Regions from separate parts of the Mus musculus genome. Here region 1 is linked to region 2. A link is a loop called in an ENCODE intact Hi-C map of the cell type or tissue named here. Cell type or tissue: gastrocnemius. All regions are shown on one strand.

What was found. A loop is a pair of places that touch in the nucleus more often than their neighbours do. Peaks named below come from ENCODE experiments on the same cell type or tissue, not always from the same donor. Only the 100,000 strongest peaks of a DNase experiment are listed, where the experiment ranks them.
Region 1: a loop joins it to region 2, with 2.3 times the contacts of the local background. A loop is called at or near these places in 5 of 42 quality-filtered maps.

What each region holds. Positions count from the first base shown.
Region 1 is chr2:25,227,566-25,230,065 of GRCm38, reverse strand. It overlaps Slc34a3 (solute carrier family 34 (sodium phosphate), member 3), which reads left to right. Exons shown (of 13, transcript NM_080854.3): 13 at 551-1,169. The coding sequence ends at 1,015. Among named protein-coding and RNA genes, the nearest start is that of Tubb4b, 4.1 kb to the right of the region's middle. In gastrocnemius, CTCF peaks have their summits at 1,315 and 1,519 (motif pointing right); DNase peaks (open chromatin) are centred at 934, 1,290 and 1,535; H3K4me3 peaks cover 1,162 bases; H3K27ac peaks cover 2,047 bases.
Region 2 is chr2:25,291,992-25,294,491 of GRCm38, reverse strand. It overlaps Grin1 (glutamate receptor, ionotropic, NMDA1 (zeta 1)), which reads left to right. Exons shown (of 20, transcript NM_008169.3): 19 at 1-54; 20 at 2,008-2,500. The coding sequence ends at 2,124. It overlaps Grin1os (glutamate receptor, ionotropic, NMDA1 (zeta 1), opposite strand), which reads right to left. Exons shown (of 4, transcript NR_168905.1): 2 at 581-835. Among named protein-coding and RNA genes, the nearest start is that of Grin1os, 2.0 kb to the right of the region's middle. In gastrocnemius, a CTCF peak has its summit at 1,437 (motif pointing right); DNase peaks (open chromatin) are centred at 1,440, 1,902 and 2,251; H3K4me3 peaks cover 1,073 bases; H3K27ac peaks cover 1,004 bases.

The DNA of each region.
Region 1 (2,500 bases), 64 kb after region 2:
TTCAAGCTCAGACTCTCTAAATCACCTAGTCTTTGGTCCACTGCCCCCACTCTAGATTCCCTCTGCCTGGGACAGGATCAGGTTCTGAAATCTTGGATTGCACTGGCTGCTGCTATAGGGAAAACTGAGCCTAGCTCTCCCTGCGTCCCACTTGCATCCTTGTATCTGCCTCTGTATTATCCTTGTCACTTAGACCCTCCTGAGCCTGTACCATCCTCTCCAAGCCCCCTGGATTGTGCTCATTTACAGAAAGGCCATATGTCGTGTTTCCTACCAACCTCCCACCGTCTCTGATAGCAGCAGGGTTTTGTTACCACACACAGGTGCTGACATAGACCCCTATCTCCTAAAACACGGGCAGGAGGAATATGGTGAATATGAGCCTACCCTGGCTAGATGCTGCTGTACTAAGTGATCTGTCTGAATCACTCAGCAGGACACAGCGGACAAGCTTCAGACTTGACCAGAGTAGGAAAGGCATAGTTTCTAAAGAGCCCAGAGCCCAGGTAGTCCAAGCTCCTTATGCCTTCTTGTCTTTCCTGCCTACCAGGTTGCTCTCATCCACTTCTTCTTCAACCTGGCTGGCATACTGCTGTGGTACCTGGTGCCTGTCTTGAGACTGCCAATTCCACTGGCCAAGCGCTTTGGAAACCTGACTGCCCAGTATCGCTGGGTGGCCATTGTCTACCTACTATTAACCTTCCTGCTGCTACCCCTAGCAGCCTTTGGACTTTCCCTGGCAGGGGGCACAGTGCTGGCTGCAGTAGGGGGTCCTCTGGTGGGGCTGGTGCTCCTTATCATCCTGGTTAATGTCCTGCAACAACACCGACCATCTTGGCTGCCCCGCTGTCTTCAATCCTGGGCCTGGCTGCCACTCTGGCTCCATTCTCTGGAGCCCTGGGACCGCCTGGTGACTGCTTGTTGCCCCTGCAGGGCCTGCAGCAACTCTCCTATGACCAGCAAAGTGGCTCACTGCTATGAGAACCCACAAGTCATAGCTTCTCAGCAGTTGTGAAAAGTGGGTACCATAGCCAGCTCCACTAGCTTCAGGGCATTGGAGGCGGGAGAGACCGCCTGCCAGTCCTCGCTAAGACAGAGGAGCAGGGCTCCACACGGATGTTTTAGTCTCTTATATCCTCTCCTTTTCAAATAAACGAGGTTACTATTGAGGAGTGTTGGCTTTCTCTCCTAGATGGGGTTGCCTGTCCTGCCGCTGAGTGGAGATGGCCAAGCAGTGCCATGCTGCCCCTAGTGGAGACTAGAGATTAGGGTAGTGCTTCCCCCACACACACCCACCCCCAAGCCTGCAGCTTGTTTATTTCTGTAGTGGCTGGTGACAACCGGTTTACAGGAGCCCTTCCGGAAGAGCTGCCTGGAAAGGCTGGGCAGGGCAGAGAGCCCAAGTTCACTCACATCGAGAGGGAGCCTGAGATCCGCCAGCAATGGGTGTGAGAGCTGCAGTTAAGTATATGACTTTTATGAGTATATGAGTTGTGCAAGAGGCTGACTTTGCCATCTGCCGGCAAGCTTCATCAGGCATGGTCTCCCTAGCCACTAGGGGGCACCCTTCCTCCTGCCGGGATCTTAAACAGTGGGTTTGGACTAGGCACCCTACCTCTGCCACCTTGATGCCCAGACTTGTCCAGGTAGCCTCCTAGGACTTGCCCATCTAGGTGAAAGGATATAAGGCCTAGACACCATTTTCTTTGCCTAGGTGGCTAAGAAAGGACTTGGGAGAGGGTGGGGCCCTGTTTGGAGCTCCTGCCCTCCTCCTTCTCGCCTCCTGCCAGATGGTCTGTTTTTCAAACTGAAAGGTTTGTCCTACAGCCAACAGGTAACTGGACACCAGAGAAGAGGTGAAGACCTCTCCCCACCTCCTACAGCTTCAGGCTGTTCACAGACTGAATCCCACCCCTCCCACACCACACCACCGAAAAGAAAGCAACCAGAAACTCAGGCACAGGTTATAGCAATTGGACCCACAGAGGAGCTGACAGGGATCCCTCTTGGTCTGTCCATTACAGTTTTCAGGCATTTGACATTGAAACACAATGTTGTCATCTGCAAAGCTCATGGTCCAGAACTATGCAGTTGAGTTACAACAAACAAATAAAGCTTTCAATGTTTTAAGTTCAGGAGTTTGAGTTGGCTCTTTATAACTATTCTTGCCCACATGTGGCCAACAGGACACACTGGTGTGAATTTTCTTGGCCTAAACTTTTCCTTGCACCCCCCCCCCCAACCTCCAGGTTCACCTAGCTAGACTCTGAGTCAACAGGTATGGCGTCAGGGAGAGCCCGGAGAGCCATCCATTTATTGCCCAAGGGTTCTATCCTTATTGGGGTGTGTGTTGTTTTGTTTTAAATTACTTTAGATTTACATGTATGAGTGGTTTTTTTGGCTGCATTTTATGTATGTGTAGCACTTGTGCCTAGTGACATTGGAGGTCAGAAGGTGTCAGATCACCCAGACAGAGGGAAGGTTGTGGACCACCAAGACT
Region 2 (2,500 bases):
ATCACCTCCACCCTGGCCTCCAGCTTCAAGAGACGTAGGTCCTCCAAAGACACGGTAAGGGGAAGCACCCCAGTCCCGCGTCTCTGACTCCCCCCTTGCCCCATGTCTGTCTCCCTCTCCCTTACCATCCCACCCCTGCCCCCATCTTCAACCCTGGCCATCTGTGCCAAGTCAGTCCTTCACCCACCCTCCACCCATTAAAGGGTGCTGTCCTTTAGAACGCTCCAGACCTCTCCTCAAGCCCTCACTTGCCCTCAGCTTCCCCATGTGTCTCCACGTTAGTCTGCCCACCTCTCTCCCCATGCCATGACCCACACGCCATCTGGAAGCTGTGTCATGTTGTTGGTCAGTCAGTCAGCCTCACTGCCTCTCTGGGCTACCCGGACCCTGGGAACCAGAGTAGCCCTGTCCCAGGCTGCCCCTGCCAGGAGGCCACACCACGTCTGTTTCATCCCTGTTTCTCCACACGGGGCTTGATGCTTTCATTCTTGCCCTGCAACAGCCCTGCAGGGTGTAGCTGTGATGTCCCATCCGTCCGTCTGTCTGGCCACTGGCCCCGCCCCCCAGACACCTGTCTCACCTGTCTCACCAGAGCCATGCGTGTTGCATCTTCCATGTGGTCTCTGTGTGGGCCGGGGGCTGGGGGCCGGGCCTGGGTCCATCTGGGTGGACGACTGGGGCCTAGCATTGGCATTGACCCTTGGTTACAGGGAGACTGTCAGGTGGGGAGTGGGGTGTTGCCATGGTGAACAGGTCCCTGATGGAGGTGTGGCAGCAGCACCCAGGTGATCTGAGCATGGATAGGGTGTTCTTGAAAGGCCTGGGGCCTGAGCACCTAAGGCAAAACAGGTTCTCAGAAGGAGGTCCGGGAAGGGGAGGCTAAGAACTGTGTTCCCGCTCAAACCCCCAAGCACTGCCACGGGCCACTGTCAGAGTCAGACCTTCTGCCTTCTGAGCCAGAAAACGGTTCCCTGTCTTGGGCAGCGTCACATCACCGCACCAGCAGTACATGCTCACAAGAAAGTCCTCCAGCAGGCTCGCTTTTTGCTAGAGTCACCCTGATCCTATGACGTTACCCTTTAACAGGCCCACAGGAAGCCCTCTAACCAGTGGGGAGTGTCACCCACAAGGGGCTTGTGTCCCACAAGGAATCTGGATCTATAGTTATGCTCCTATGCCCAGGAAGAAAGGCATACTGACAGGATTTGGCACAAAGCAAAATGTACTAGGGTGCTCCAGAGAGACCCACAAGGCCTGGCTGCTCAGCTCTCCAAAGGCCTTGGTTCAGAAAAAGGGGATGAAGAGTAAGAATCTGTGGTTTGCACCAACTTGAGGCTCCAGGAGCTGGTGGTACAAACACTATCTTCAGGGTCACCCAGACCAGGGAAAGTGGGCAAGGTCTATGTTACAAGGTCTGAATCAGAACCCCCACTAGGGGGCGCAGGGGTGGAAGAGCAGGGCCAAGGGAGCTGTGGGCTGGAATTTGTGTGGGGAAGGGGAAATCTGACAGGGAAGAAGAAGATCTGTACTTTTGGGGCCAGATGGCCATAGTGGGGAAGGCACAAAAGTCCTGCAGGTGGCAGGCCATTTTCAGTGGATGTCACTAAGTCTTGGGGCTCCATCTGGAGCTGGCCAGGTACAACTCAGAGATCTACGTGGTTCCTTTCTGGGGCCTTGCTCTCAGTTCAATCTTTACCTGAGCCTCCCTGGGCACCAGGGACCCGTTCTTCTGGGCCATCTGGAGCTGGCCCCACCCTGCAGGGTTGACCTCTGGGGGCTGGGTGGGGGAGGGAAGCCCAGCTTCCACCCTGTCTCTGGGGCTGGGTGCTGTTCAGAGGGAGGCCTGGGTGGGGGCTCCTTTGGGTGGGGTGGGGTCGGTCCAGCTGCTGAGATCCTTTGCCCCTGTCCTGTGGCCGGTCCGGGCCAGGGCAGCACTGGGCGCTCAGGGCTGGGATCCCTGGTGGCCGGCGGGGCCAGCAGGTATTGATTGTTGGTTCTTATTTATAGAGCACCGGGGGTGGACGCGGCGCTTTGCAAAACCAAAAAGACACAGTGCTGCCGCGACGCGCTATTGAGAGGGAGGAGGGCCAGCTGCAGCTGTGTTCCCGTCATAGGGAGAGCTGAGACGCCCCGCCCGCCCTCCTCTGCCCCTCCCCCGCAGACAGACGCACGGGACAGCGGCCTGGCCCACGCAGAGCCCCGGAGCACGACGGGGTCGGGGGAGGAGCACCCCCAGCCTCCCCCAGGCCGTGCCCGCCTGCCCGCCGGTCGGCCGGCTGGCCGGTCCACCCTGTCCCGGCCCCGCGCGTGCCCCCGACGTCGGAGCTAACGGGCCGCCTTGTCTGTGTATTTCTATTTTACAGCAGTACCATCCCACTGATATCACGGGCCCGCTCAACCTCTCAGATCCCTCGGTCAGCACCGTGGTGTGAGGCCCCCGGAGGCGCCCACCTGCCCAGTTAGCCCGGCCAAGGACACTGATGAGTCCTGCTGCTCGGGA